Linked DNA regions of Homo sapiens: region 1 is linked to region 2. The links are chromatin loops, found by intact Hi-C in ENCODE. Cell type or tissue: PC-9. All regions are shown on one strand.

Evidence for each region. A loop is a pair of places that touch in the nucleus more often than their neighbours do. Peaks named below come from ENCODE experiments on the same cell type or tissue, not always from the same donor. Only the 100,000 strongest peaks of a DNase experiment are listed, where the experiment ranks them.
Region 1: it touches region 2 in a loop (9-fold over the local background); 2 of 110 quality-filtered maps call a loop at or near these places.

What each region holds. Positions count from the first base shown.
Region 1 is chr4:128,350,151-128,358,150 of GRCh38, reverse strand. No RefSeq gene overlaps it. Among named protein-coding and RNA genes, the nearest start is that of PGRMC2, 66 kb to the right of the region's middle. RefSeq lists enhancers at 7,148-7,686, 7,721-8,000. In PC-9, no CTCF peak of the experiment used is centred here; DNase peaks (open chromatin) are centred at 3,580 and 4,100; H3K4me3 peaks cover 455 bases; H3K27ac peaks cover 3,253 bases.
Region 2 is chr4:128,224,650-128,232,649 of GRCh38, reverse strand. No RefSeq gene overlaps it. Among named protein-coding and RNA genes, the nearest start is that of PGRMC2, 59 kb to the left of the region's middle. In PC-9, no CTCF peak of the experiment used is centred here; a DNase peak (open chromatin) is centred at 4,339; H3K27ac peaks cover 912 bases.

The sequences.
Region 1 (8,000 bases), 130 kb before region 2:
GACAATCCTCAGGGGCCCAGGGCCCAGATGCTCTGCCTCTGGTGACACAGGCCACCCCATCTATTACACTCGGGCTTCTGGTTGATGCTAATGACTGTTGTGACTGACACCCCCAAACAGAAACAAAACTAGGATATTTGGATGTGATACAATAATAGACAATTTCTAGTGATTCCTTTCTCTTCTCACCTTACCTACGCAAATGCCTGACAAAGTGGGTGCCGTGTAGACCTCCCCCACAACTGCCAAAGAGCAGAGGGTTCTAGTAGGAAAGTCCCCTAAAGCAATGTGTGTCAGAGTAACCTGGTTTTAAATGCAAATTCCTGGACCTTATTCCAGACCTTTGAATTAGAACCTCAGGCAAATGGGATCCAAGAATCTACATTTTGAACAAATTCCTCAGATGATCTTTTTTTTAACTTTTTATTTTCCCAGATAATTTTTATACACACTAAAATTTTCAGAAATCTGATGGAATTTTCAAGTAAATTAAAATTCATACAAACCCTCAGCTCATTGGGAGGGTTTCTGGCCACAGGCCTATATTTAGTGGTCATTAAGCCACTACTCTAAACACCCACAGGCAAACCACTCTGTGCTCAAGAGGAAGGAACAAGTTTCATGATTTCATCCTTCTCTCAGCCTCACTGTTCACGCTCCTCTTTTGGAACAATAGGCACTGCCATATGATGCTTCTGGCACCAGTTGCCTTGTATTGTTTAACTTTTTGTGTTCGTTTTTTATTGCTGCCATAACAGATTACCACAAATGTGGCACAAATTTATTATCTTACAGTACTGTAGGTTAGAAGTCCAATACAGAAGTCACTGGGCTAAATTCAAGGTGTCAGCAGAACTAGGTTCCTTGCTGGAGGCTCCAGGGGTAAATCTGTTTTCGTGCCTTTTCCAGCTTATAGAGGCCACCCACACTCCTTGGCTCATGGCCCTCCTCCATCTTCAAAGCCAGAAATGCTGCATCTCTGATTCTTCACATCTCCTTCTGACTCTCTTCTTCTGCCTCTCTTCTCCACTTTTAAGGACCCTTGTGATCATACCAGGGCCACCCAGATAATACAGGATAACTTTCCTATCTCAAGGTTCTTAAGATGTGATTACATATGTGATTACATTTCGAAAGTCCCTTTTTCCAAGTAAGGTAATGTTTTCACAAGTTCCAGCGATCTAAGATATGGATATCTTTAAGGGGCCATTATTGTACCTACCACAACTTTCACCTGTAATATGAAGGATGTCTTCATTTGGGCTCCTGCAAAAGCAGACCCTGAGACTAGGATTTGAGTAGAAGTCCCACGAAGCCCAGTAAAGGAGTGGGGCAGTCAGGTAGTAAGGGAGGAAAGCAAATAACTTGTGAGTTAAATGAGCAGGATACTACTACAGGCAACTAGACTAAATTCTCCTAGGGACTGTGTACAACACACATTAGAATAGTCCCACCTCGGGGAAAGGAAACTGGAGCATTTATCCACCAGTTCCCATCATTTTGTAGTTAGGGGTCACATTAACTCCCAGTGCACTTCCAGCACTTCATGCTTCCCTGCCTGTGAACGGGCTCCACAGCTAGCAAATATTCCTGGTGGAGACACTCAACAGGCTATAAACTTGTTCCATCTGAGAGACCTCCGGAGTGGACCAAGAAGATATGAGTGGGTCATCAACAGCATCTGAATCAAGGGGGTTGGTGTTTGAGCCAAGTGTGGCATTACGTCTCAAAAGTTTCAATGCTCATATCCTTTGACCCAGCAAATCCACGTCCAGGGAATGCGTGCTAAGAGTATAACTGCAGACAGGTGCAATGATTGCTTATAATATTTTAAGGAATTAGAAATTATTTAAATTCCATTAATAAGGGATTAGTTGAATAACTTATGGTGATACAATTGAACATTCTGCTACATTTGGATATAATTAGGTGGGTCTACATTTATTGATAGGGAAACCAGTTCCTGACATACTGCTGAGTGGAAAAAAAAAAGCAGGTTACAAATAGTAAGCATATTATAAATCCATTTATGTAAAATTATGTATGTATAATATATATGTGTGTGTATGTATAGCAAGATGTCTCAAAGAATGTTCATCAAAACTCTAACAGTAGTTATTTCTAGGAAGCAGAATTTCTCATCCTTTATACTTTCTTCTTCATGCATCTCTGTATTACAAAAAAATTTACAATAAACAATGTATTGTTTATTAATCAATTACAAAGACACTTGCAATTTTTTTAAAAAAGAATTCAAATTTGCCCTAAAAGATAAGCTTCTATTTAGTTCTAATATGATAATGTCAATTATCATTATACATCTCCATTTTAAAACTACATGATGCTGAGGACCCCCTTGTATTACACAAAATGCTTAGGGCATATTTGGAACACAGCAGGTACTTAATAATAATTGACGTTCATCAGTATGAAATTCAATAAAACAACACACGGAACAAACTGGGTCATGGTAAAATTTTCACAATGCATGGGATGACTCCCTAGGGAGCTGAGAGGCCTGGCGTGGCCTTATCAGGCAGGGGCCTGCTCTGGCAGACAAGGAAGGCCTGCCCTTGCACAGACACACCCATGCCATCCCAGAGATAGCATCAGAGCCCTGCTCATCTTAGGTAGAAGTGAAAACAAAGGCAACTGTAGGCTTGCAGTTTTATAGCATGAACGAGACAAGTGGAATCTGTGTTAATCTGTTAGAAATTAACTCAATGGTTTGTCTCCTGAAACTCTAGGCCTTCCTTGCAAGAGCACTCCACTTCCTGTTATGCACAATGGCAAAGCTGACTGGAACTGCCCAGAGGAAGAACAAGTGGAAGAGTAAGTCACGGTGTGCCCATAGGGCAATAGAAATTTAAAAGAATATTTAGGTGTGGGACTTCACATCCATGCCTCTTTTTCATGTCTAATAGGGAAAATGTCTCACCTGCTCAGGTTGCTCTTGGACTCTCATTTGTTGCTCAGAATCTAAATAATGAGCAAATAGAGGGAAAACAGAAGAGTGGAGAAATCCCCGTTTGTGTATATATTAAAGAGCTGAGAGAGGCAGCAAGAGGAAGGAGGGAGAGAGACCAGAAAATCATGTGGAATAGGTGCCAGGGAGTTTGGGGTTTGTGAGATAATAGTTGGAGATTAAGAGCTTTGGGGATCACCTGATATCCATATGGAAGAAAATGAAGATAACAGTAAAGTAGATTTTAAGATGCTTTTTCTATAGTAAGAATGCATACCCCACACTAACATCGAATTGTATACTTTAAATGGATGAATTGTATGGTATGTAAATGACGCCTCAATAAAGCTGTTTTTTAAAAAAGAATACTCCGTTCCAAAAAAAAAAAATGCACACTCCACTTTGGCAGTTTACTGAGAGACTGCAAAAATATTTGAAGAATCCTAATTACCATTTAGATACCAGACCATTCCTTTGAATTCATTCTTTCACAGAGGCTGAGTCATGTGGAACTTCAACTATGTTTAGGTTCTGGTAGGTTAGAGAAAGGACCCTTAAGATCCTCTAGTCTAATGCTCTCATTTCAAAGGTGAGGAAATGAAGCCACAGAGGTTAAATAAGTCTGCACTGTCACACAGCAGCAAAGCTGGGAACTATGGAGGTCTGATCTCAGGTCTTTCGAAATGCACCATTCCACCCCCATGTGATGCTCTTCCTGCTTTTGTTTACAGAAAGAAACAATTTGAGGATAAGCATGATTAGAACATATAGTTATTATGCCCATGGTTCAGTCTAGTTGTTCTGACCTTTAAAACGAGTCAGTCAGACTGGCACCAGTCCAATCAGTTGCACACCACTGCCCAGCTAACAGCCTGGCCATGGAGATCCGGCCTTCCCAGCCCAAGCCTGTAGAACAAACAATCCCCACAATGGCAATGTTACTTTCACCTCCTTTTGAAGAACAATAGGAAAACAACAATAGATACCTAACATTTATTGGACACTTATCAGTGCAGCAACTTGGGCAGAGTAGTCAGAGCCCTATGACACTGAAATTTAGAGAGTTCAAATTTTAAGTAAGAACTTTAAAACTACTAGATGTCACTAATGTAAATAACACCCATCTGTGAATCACATCAGAAGTTTACAAAGTTAATTATGGGATCGCATTTCTGATGCTCTCCCAGGATGGCTCTGGCGCCTGCTATGTGCTAGGCGCTGGTCTAGACATTTTACATATGGCACCTCTTTTAATCTCCACAATAATTCCATCACATGGGTATTAATCACCCCACTCTGTAAGTAAGAAAAAAAAGAAAAAAACTGAAAACATGATGGGAGCAGGACCAGGCACATAAAAGATAAGTTCTGATGTCAAGAAACAGCCTTAGGGCTCAAGGAGGGTATCTTTATGATGTAACTTAAGTCTGTACCAGAAGAGTTCTCCTTTATCCCTAAAGAGTCACCTCAATGCGTATCATTCCATCATTAGTTTCACCCTTTTTTTTTTTTTTTTTTGAGACAGAGTCTCACTCTGTTGCCCAGGCTGGAGTGCAATGGCACGATCTTGGCTCACTGCAACCTCCGCCTCCCGAGATCAAGCGATTCTCCTGCCTCAGCCTCCCAAGTAGCTTGGACTACAGGTGCTCACCACTACGCCTGGCTAATTTTTGTATTTTTTAGTACAGACGGGGTTTCGCCATATTGGCCAGGCTGGTCTTGAACTCCTGACCTTGTGATCCACCCACCTCGGCCTCCCAAAGTGCTGGGATTACAGGCATGAGCCACCACACCCAGCCTAGTTTCATCCATTTTTAACTTAAATACCGTTAGTAGTCACCCATAAAATTGAGAATACCCCTATGCATTGATCAGAGTCAGCAATGCTATGTTACAGAATAAGCTGGAATCTCAGCAGACTAACATGATAAAAGTATTTCTTGCTCATGCAAAGTCTGATGCAGATGTCTGGAGCCATTTTAGAGGACCAGGAATGAGATAAGGAGAGCATGGTAGATATGCAGGATATTTCAGATTCAGAGCATGGAAGATCAAGAAGCTTACAAGTAGAGAACACCATTTCCACCCACATTCCATTAGCCAGAAATCAGTCACATGGCCAACCTAACTGCACAGGAGTCTGAGAAATGTAGGGAAGTGCAGAAATGGGTGGGCTTTATAATATCCACCACCTTCCCAAAATAATTCTATGTTTGGTTCTTATTTGTCAGCACATCAGTTAACAAGAATTAGTAGCAACAATAGATACAAGTAGTATGTAGGAGTCTCTTCTTCAGGACAGGACCAGAAAGGAAGAGATGGAAAAGGGACAGTGACAGAGACATATATACATATTTAATAATTTTATTGGGTTCTGCCTGACTTGAAAGATCTATCTACTAAGCCTTGCTGTGTCTCCAGCTCATTGGCTGATACTTCCAATAACTTTGGCTGGATGCTGAATTAGACTTTAAGTTTTGCAAGTATAATTTCTTCCAGAGATATCAGAAATAAAGCTATTTATTCATTTTAGGTACTTTGACAAATAGGTACTTTGGGATCTACAACTGAATAAATAAATGTTTTCCTGACAAGTTGAGTATAACAGATTTTAATGAAGTGACATTTTTTCATTTTATTTCTACCATAAAATTCAACAACAAAACAAGTTGGCCCTGAAAGGAAACAATAATCAAATTTAGGAATGTATCAAATTTTTTAAATTATATATAAAAGGAAAAGTATAACTTATTAAAACTTTAATAATAACTATTAATGCACCACCCGACAATTAAGACAGAAACCTGGCTTGAAACCTTCTTCTTCACTCAGTCTATCCAAGCACCAACTACATGTGATTTTATCCCCAAAATATCTCTCAAGCTTATCATATTCTATCTTCTATCCCCATTGACACTACTTCAAACTTTCTCACTTGGAGTGACATCACCTCCTAGATGACCTCTCTGCATTCAGTCTTGCCCACCTTTTCAACCCCGTACCCCTGAGAGCAATGTGTTCAAAACTGCAGGGTGCAAGGGGATCTTCTTGGAAGGTTAAATACACAGATTCCAAAGTTTTCCACCAGGATTCTGATTCAGTAAACCCAGTGTTGACAAAAAGAGTCAAACTCTGTAAAATATTTGAAGAGATTTATTCTGAGCCAAATATGAGTGACCAACGGCCTGTGACACAACCCTCAGGAGATCCTGAGAACATGTGCCCAAAGTGGTTGGGGTACAGCTTAGTTTTACAGATTTTAGGGAGACATGAGACATCTATCAGATACACATAGGATGTACATTCGTTTGGTCCAGAAAGGCAGGACAACTACTTGGAAGGAAGGGCCTCCAAGTCATAGGCAGATTTAAAGACTTATTGATTGGCATGGATTGAAACAGTTAGGTTATTGTCTAAAAACTTAGGACTGTCTGGGTTAAGATAAGGAGTTGTGGAGACCAAGGTTTTATCATGCAGGTGAAGCCTCCTGGTAGCAGACTTTGAGAATAGATTGTAAATGTTTCTTATCAGACTTAAAAAGTCTGTTCTATCAGTAATTCCAAAAGGAAGGAGTTCCAACACCCCCTTCCCATCATGGTCTAAAACTAGTTTTTCCATTTAACTTTGGAATGCCCTTGCCAAGAGAAGGGGCCATTGGGATGGTCAAGGGGATTAAAATTTTATTTTTGCTTTATACCAGGATGGAGTTCAGGGCTCTGAATTTTTAACAGGCACAACAGAAGATTTTAATGTATGTGCTCTTGGGAGAAATACTGCTCCACAAAAAAATCTCAACAAGAATTCCAAATCTCAGTGGTCAGTCCTTTGTTTAAAGCAATTGAATGGCTTTCCAGTGACTACCAGATAAATCCCAAGACCCTTATTATAGAATATAAGGCACCATGACACAGGCCTGGAGTATCTTTCCAGCCTCATATTTCCCTATTTCTCCTTAAACCTTACAGTTTCAGAACCACCAGTGCCAAATTATTTGTATTTCCTGAGCACACTACATTGGTTCATGCCTCGACATCTTAGCCATGTCAAAGAAGGATTTTTTTCAGCCCCTTTGCTGGATTCGCAGCAGGGGTGCCCCCTCTACTTGGCCTGCCATGCTCAGCCCCTTGCAGGAGGGAGCATGTGAGCGAGCAAGTGTGGAACCTGGCCAGCCACTCTGACCACCAACACAGGAGCAAGCTCTGTGCAGGGCCCATGGCCAAGCCAGGCATGTTACCTCGAAGGGAATAGGGCAGTGCCCAGGGAGGGATGCCCTTGACCCTGAAGCCCCAGAGCAGGTGTTAGTGTGATAATTAGCTCTTGTAGTTCCACTGTCCGCAGCCTTATGGCAGCATGTTAGCAGCTCAGTCGGTCCATTGCTCCATTGTGCAGGGTGGCTGCTCTCTGCTGGCAAGGGCAAGGGCCAGTACTACAGCTTTTCAGAGTACCTGTGCTCAGTGGGTCCTAAGCTCTTGTCCAGCAACCAAGAAAAATGACATCACACTGATGACTGAAGGGTGATGACAGCAGAGGATTTTATTGAGTGACAGAACAGCTCTCAGAAGAGAGGGGATGCAGGGTGGGAGGAAGGTACCCCCGCCCCCACAGTCGGGTGGTTTCTCCCTGTGTGATTGGGTCTGGGGCTTTTTATGGACTCAGAATGGGGAGTGCATGCTGATTGGTTTGTGAGTATGCAAAAAAGTTTAAAGCAAAGACACCACTCAAAGGTGGGCACCACAATGTAGAAAACCAATTAGGAAAGGGTAGGTATATGTAAAATGGGTGAAAGGCAGAGACCAATCAGAGGAAAGCACACCAAATGGGAAGACAGGTTCTCAATCTGGTCCCAGCATTTAACTTGTAACTTGGCTTTCAGGCTTTACATGGTCTTCGACTTGGAGGTGGGATTTTGCTGGGGACTCACCCCTATCTGCCTAGGCATCTGACTGCCTCCTGTCACTATCAATGTTGTTCCTGCTACCCAGAATTTCCATGCCCATTGTCATCCTGATAAACCAGCATTTACCTTCAAAACTGA
Region 2 (8,000 bases):
TTAGTTTGCTTTAGAATAGCCCATTCAACTGGGAATAATAGTAAGAGGAGTTAAAAAAAAAAGCCCATTAGTTATTAGGGAATAACTCGAGTGTTTCTCATTTGGGTTTTGATCTGCATTTCCCTAATGGCTAATGATGTTGAGCATCTTTTCATGTGTTTATTGGTCTTTTGTATATCTTCTTTGGAGAAATGCCTATTCAAGTCCTTCATCTATATTTGAACTGAGGTTTTTTTTGTTGTTGAGCTATAGGAGTTCCTTATATATTCTGGATACTAATCCCTGATCAGATATGTGGTTGGTAAATATTTTCTTCCACAATTGTTTTTCATTCTCTTTATGGTATCTTTTGATGCACAAAAGTTTCTAATTTTGATGATGTCTAATATCTATTTTTTCTTTTGTTTCCTGTGCTTTTGTTGACATACTTAAGAAACCATTGTCAAATTCAAGGTCATGAAGATTTCCCCTAGGTTTTCTTCTAAGAGTTTTATAGTTTGTGTCTTAAATTTAGGTCTTTGGTTCATTTTGAGTTAATTTCTGTATGTGGTATAATTAAGGGTCCAACTTCATTCTCTGCATGTGGATACCCAGCTTTCCCAGCCCCATTTGTTGAATAGGTAATCCTTTCCCCATTGAATGGTCTTGTCTCTACTGTCAAAAATTAATTGACTATACTGTCGTGTTGCTTAACAACAGGGATATGTCCTGAGAAATGTGTCATTAGGCAATTTCATCATTGTGGAAACATCATAGAGTGTACTTAGACAAATCTGGATGGTATAGCCTCCTACACACCTAGCTTATATGGTAAAGCTATTGCTCCTAGGCTACATATCTGCACAAATGTTACTCTACTGAATACTGTAGACAATTGTAACACAGGTATTTGTGTATCTAAACATATCTAGACAGGAATCTCTGATATAGGTTCTGTCTCTGAACTTGCCTATTCTAAGTAGCTCATAAAAGTAGACTCATCTATACAGGAAATATGGTAAAGGTACAATAAAAATAAAGTATAAAAGATAAAAATGGTATACCTGTTTGGGGCACTTAGCATGAATGGGACTTGCAGGATTGAAAATTGCTCTGGGTGAGTCAGTGAGTGAGTGGTGAGTGAATGTGAAGGCCTAGATATTACTTTACCCTACTGTAGATTTTATAAACACTGTACACTTGGGCTACACCTTTATAAAATATATTTGTCTTTCTTCAATAAGTTAACCTTAGCTTACTGTAACTTTTTTACTTTATAAGCATTTCAATATTTTTAATGTTTTGATATAACACTTAGCTTAAAACACATACTATAAAAAAGTTTCAAAAATAGTTGTGCAGAGTTTTTTTAATCTTTATTCTATAAGCTTTTTTCAATTTTTAAAATTTTTTTTTAACTTTTTAAACTTTAAAAAAAGACAAAAATCCTTTATATCCTTATTCCATAAGCTTTTCTCTGTTTTTAAAATTTTTTATTTTTTTAATTTTTTAAACTTTTTTTTATAAAAACTAAGACACACACACATTAGCCTAGGCCTACATAAGGTCAAGATCATCAATATCACTGTCTTCCCCTTCATATCCAGTCCTACCAGAAGGTCTTCAGGGGCAATGAAACACAAGGAGCTGTCATCTCCTATGATAACAATGCCTTCTTCTGGAATGCCTCTTGAAGGACCTGGCTAAGGCTGTTTTATAGTTTTGTTTTGTTTTTTTAATAAGTAGAAGGAGTAAACACTAAAATGATAATTGAAAAGTATAATAAATACATAAACCAGTTACATAGTTGTTTATTGTCAAGTACTATGTACTGTACCTAAATGTGCTATACTTTTATGACTGGCAGCAGAGTAGGTGTGTTTATACCAGCATCACCACAAACACATGAGTAATGTCATGACATTATGACATCACTAGGCAATAGGAATTTTTCAGCTCCATTGTCTTTTTTTTTTTTTTTTTTTTTGAGACGGAGTTTCACTCTTGTTGCCCAGGCTGGAGTGCAATTACGTGATCTCGGCTCACTGCAACCTCTGCCTCCCGGGTTCAAGCGATTCTCCTGTCTCAGCCTCCTGAGTAGCTGGGATTACAGGTGCCCGCCACTATGCCCAGCTAATTTTTGATATTTTTAATAGATAGGGGGTTTCACCATGTTGGCCAGGCTGGTCTCTAACTCCTGACCTCAGGTGATCTGCCCACCTCGACCTCCCAAAGTGCTGGAATTACAGGCATGAGCCACCGCCTCCGGCCCAGCTCCATTATCTTATAGGACCACTGTTGTACACGCAGTCCATCATTGACCAAAATGTCATCCTACAGTGGATGCCTGTATATGTGAGGACTTATTTCTAGACACACCATTCTATTCCACTGGTCTATATGTCTGTCTGCATGCCAGCACCACACTGTTTTGATTACTGTAGCTTTGTAGTAAGTTTTGATGTTGGGAAGTGTGGGTCTTCCAACTTTGTTCTTTTTCAAGATTGTTTTGGTAGTCATCATTTTTATGCAGGTGAATTTGGGTATGTGGTGGACACATTCAAGAGAAAAAGGGGAAACTCAAAATTCAGGTTATCTCACAGTTCTCCACCTCTGGCAAGATCCCATTTAATGTCTTTGGTCAGAATGGTCCACCCTGCACTCCTCACAGTATATTGCAGCTTGTGGTCACATTACAGCTAAATGGACATGGCATATGGCACTGTAATTAAGGGATGTATGAAAACTCCAACAGGGTACAATATTGGAAAGAGCACTGCACAAGGGGACCAGAATCAGAATTCTAGTCCTGCCTCTGCATTTAAAAGGAGTGGGCCTTAATAATTCTCTTAGCGCTCTAAGGCTCAGTTTACTTATGCTTTTATTTTCATTGATCTGTAAAATGGGGATTATACTACCTGCCCTACCTCACAGAGATATCTTGAGGCTCAAGTGACGTAAAGTGTGTGAACAGGTTTTCGTGTACTGTAAAGCACTCTAACACAGAAGCTATTATTACTCACACAACTATTAATCATCCGTCCCAAGAGCTATGAAGCATCTGGTCAGGTCCTTGATAACTGTTAAGTAGAATTTTCTGGTCATAAAAGTTCACAGATACTCCAAGGTTCATCAATAAGGGTTTGTCTGGTTTTAGTTGACAGCTTCTTAACCCATCACACTTCATGTCAACAACCAAGAAGAAGCAATGCTCTGTAATACAGTGTTTTAATCCGTCTATTTCACACAGCCAAGGGTGAGGGCTTTGTGAGAAGCCTGGAAGCCTGTGAGAGATGAAACTCACAGGCATCTGGGAAAGCCTCTCATTCTATCTTCCCAACCTGAAAGGAGATATACTATTGCTGATTCATTTATGAGATTGCCTTCAGCTGGTGAAATAGCAAGGGCTAATCACAACAGGAGGGCTCTTAAAAAAGACAAAATAAGAGAAAACAACAAAAGCCCTCCCCATTAGCTGTTGGTTTCACTTATAAGCAATTGCCAGGACTCTGGCAGCAGTCGTTTTGGGGCCCTCTTGACAGGATTCACACACAATCCACAGAAGGTAGAAAGAAATCTCTTCATCTCTGCATGTTAATTAAGGAGGACAGATGGCCCTGTGATTATTCAACCATATGTAGGTCAAGACTAAATGAATTAATAAGCAACTTAATTCTCAGTCGCCTCCAAGAGCTTATGAGGCATCTATGAACAAACAATTGCCACAGTATCCTGGGAAACAGGAGATGGGGGCAGGGAGAGAGATTAAATTTCCCTCATTGCACACTAAGTTCCACAGTCTAGGAAAGGACATCTTAATCCCTCTACCACACATTGTCTTCCATACAATATTTGGGATATGAAAATGAGTCCAAATTTATCTTAGTTATCCAGGTATATATTGTATAACTGCAGCCCATAGGGTTTCTTTTTTAAAAAGTTAAGCTTGATGGATTACTTTAGGACTGAAAAGCAAAGAAAGTAAAGCCTGGAATCATAAAGAGAAATGTAACAAGACGGGCAGCACATGCTGGGGCCAAAACAGGGGTCAGAAAACAAGTTCTGAAAAGGCTCAGAGGAGCACAAAGATGCTGTCCCTGGGACTGCCAGAGCTAGAGCTCGATTTGGACCTGAAGAGCCAATTGGGGAGAAAAGGGGATCATTACTATTTTGAGTGCAAAAGGTAGGAAACTGTGCAAGGCATGCAAGGGGCAGTAATCAAACCAGTGTGAGCAAAGGAGACAGGTGATGCAAGGGAACTGTGAGGGAACAGCTGGCACAGGTGACAGGCAGCAAGGAGAGCCCTGGATGGCAGCAGTGCTGGCTGCTTTCAGGAGAAACCAGTCTGTCCTCCTCCCAGTGTTCCTGCCAGAGTCCACAGAATAGAAATTTGAAACCCTTCAGGCATTTGTACTGGAAAAAGTATTTCTTTCCTCCTCCCCGCTGCTCCCAACTCTTCCCCATGTATGAGTGATTGATGAGACTGGCAGAGGAACCAAGCTGCCCTGCTCAGCAATTCTCTCCCTTCCTCTTACCAGCCATAACTCCCTGTGGAACTGACTGATCTTCCCTCATCTCTTCCTCCTCTTCTAAGTGTTAAGCTGGTTGCCTCTAAGGAGAGGCCTGCATTTGTCCAGCTGTCTCTGGATGGCAAGTTTAATTATCTGAGCAAAGGCATAGGTATTAAACCCAGTTGTCAAATCCAGCACTATTGGTAGTGATGGCTATTTTGCTCCCTTTCTGTCTGCATCCTGGGTATATCTGATTTGTTGCAGCACACTGAAGGGGAACAAAGGGGGCATAATTTATTATCTCCTGCTTAAAATCCCAACACCCACAAGTCCAGAAGGATATACATAGATGCTGTACTATTTGTCTTTATAACAAAACCAAATGCTTTTGCACCACACATTGTCTTCTATATTGTATTTGGGCTGTTAAGACCAGGCAACAGCAATACATCTTAGTTTCTCAGCCTCGTGAAGTTTAGGAACTTTCTAAAAAAATTTTTTTTTAAATATGCATATAACACAAAATTCAAAAGGTGATAGGATAAAAATTCTCTCTCATATAACTCTTTCTACAGGCAGCCATTATTATCACTTTATTATTTATCCTTGTAAGGATATTCATGTATACAGTATGAACATATTTGTATATTTTTTTAACCAAAAGGTGGAAGACATAATGCTGTGTGCCTTGCCTTTTTTAGTTAATATATCTTACAGATCACTCCTTAAGGAATATTCCATTCTTCCTTATCAACTGTTGAGCTGTCATACTTCATGGAATTCCATTATATGACCATACAATAAAAATTAATCACTTTTATTGACAAATACTCATTATAATCTTGTGCTATTTAAAGTAATGACTATATGAGTATTTACATCTTTGCACACATGTGCAAAGATTTTATTTGCAGGGTAAATTCCTAGAAGTGGAATTGCCAGGTCAAATGGCAAATGCACTTAAAATTTTGAAAGCTATTGCTAAATTTTTAACCATAGAGGTTTTCTACCAATTTATACTTCTACCAACATTGGCTACTGTTTTTCAAAATATGGTTCTCTTGTGACTTTCTCTGATCCCTTCCTAAATATAAGAACTCTAGCAACAAATCTGAATTTTAAGGTGGCTCATGAAGGAATAGAACGGTCAGACAATGCCAGGTATTATTTTAACTGCATCTGCCCTGTTTAGCAGGCAGGAACTTTTGCAACTCCACAGCCTTCCCTAGCTTCCGTTCCAGCCATGGCCGCTAGCGTTTATCCGATGTCTCAATAGGTACACACTGTAATCAGGGGTATTAGAAAAAGAAATTGCTAACTTAATGTCTTATTTTCTCTCAGGGATTTAAAAGAATTAAAGGAAACAAGCACAGGTGGTAATTGACCTGGTTAACTCTGGAATCACTTTGAATCTACTTAAAATAGGAGTCACGTGGAACACAAGGGAGGAGGTTCATAAAGCACATGCTGTAATTTAGGGTACATATAAAATCATTACACCCACTTAAAAGCAATCTTTTGAGTGACTTTAAAATATGAGAGCTATTTTCATTGCATGGTAGACTAGAACCAAGGCAAATGAAAGCAAATGTATGCTTTCTTCTCACTTTTCCTTTATGTACAGCCTCGCCAACCTTTCCGGATGTCCTCCAAAATAGGGTCCCATCCAGTATCATTCTGCCATGTAACAGAGCTTCTTCTCTTGGCTTATACTACATGTTCTAAAATTATCCTTTCTCTCCCAAATAAGTTCTTTCCCCTCTGTACCTAATTTTTTAATCTACTCTCAGAAATATGGGCTCTGATTAATTAATTTTCACCTGAGTGGCTAATTTTTCCTTCCTAGAAGTACTTAAGATTTTTAATAGCAAGAGCAGGTTAGTGCCAGATAGCACTTTACATGTATTTTCATTTAATTTATTGAGCAGAATAAGGGCCAATGGGTTAATCTAACTTGCCCAGTCATATAGCAAAAGCAGAGTTTGGATGCAGGGCTACTTAACTCCAAAGCATGCACCTTCCCCCTTTTGTCAGTGCATTTACACTTTTTTGCTTGAAAACCCCCTAAAATAATTTTCATAAGCTATATATCCCTCATGAAGCTTTAAGCTGACATCTAAGCTTTTTATAATTTTAAATAATTGCATAGGTCATAATTTCCAGCATATTATAAATTTCATTTTAAGCGAATCCAACGAAATCCAAATATATAACATTTGGATCTATTTTTTTAAATATATGAGCAAGTTATTCTTTAACTTTTAGAAAGCTTACATCTTTCCTTTTTCTCCTTGAGCTTGTATTCTATCCCATTTTTTCCAGATTTTTATCATAATGTTTTTATGTTTGAAAATATTATTGACCAGATATGTAAATGTATTAAAACAAAAATAAGTACATAATTTAAAATTTTACTTTACTCTGACTATAAGTGGTTCTAGTTGATAAAAACTTTTCTTGAGTTATTACAAATATTAATATAGAATTGATCGAGACAACAACAATATATACACATTTTGGTAATTATTAAACATAAGTAGTAAATTTGTTATTATCACTTAAGTTAATATTAGCTACTGTAACAGATAAAGTTCAAAATCTTGTGGCTTAATATAATTAAAAGCTATTTCTTGATTTAATATAGAGTCCCCAAAAGGACTAGGTAGTGATTCAGGGCTACTCCTCAGGGCTCTGTTGTTTTCAACATATGGCTTCTGTATAGCTGAAGAAGAAAGGAATGAGCATGAAGATGGCACGTGGCCAAGTCTAGAAGTGGAGCCCCTTACTTCATCTGCTTTCCAATAACCAGAACCAATTATATTGGCAAACCTGAAAGAGCAGGAGGACAGGAATGCAGTCTAGCATTCTAGAAATGCTTTGGGTAAACAGCTCGACAATCTTGGCCACAGATTTACTGGAAATGCCTGTCTTGAGAAAAATCATGATTCAACTTTTAAAATAAATCTAATGAAACAGAATGCTTTAGTCTACTAAAAACAAATTTAGCAGCTATTTTTAAAATAATATATTTTGTAAATAAAAAGTTAACAATTTTAAACATTTTGTAGGATGGACTCATAGTAATTGTAATGCATATTTTATGATTTGATAAAAATGTGTTCTAAATCCCTCATTGAATAATACAGTGTACACTAGCCACAATATACAAAGCTTTACCCATAAATATTTATAAAGAAGAGAAATTTAGCAAGTCTTGTGGGTTTATGATAGCTCAATGAATTACTATGAAGATTTCACCTATGTGTGGCCCATGACAGCTTGCATAACTACAGCAGTATTTGGGATAGGTCAGGACAATGCCTTTCTTTTATAAAGTGGAGGAAAAAAATTAGGAATTTGTGCACCTTTTCTCCTTCTCCTCTTCCTCCTTTTTTGTAGAGACTGGATTTCGCTATTTCCTCAGGCTGGTCTCGAACTCTTGACCTCAAGTGTTCCTCCCACCTTGGCCTACGAAAGTGCTGGGATTACAGGCATGAGCCACTGCACCTC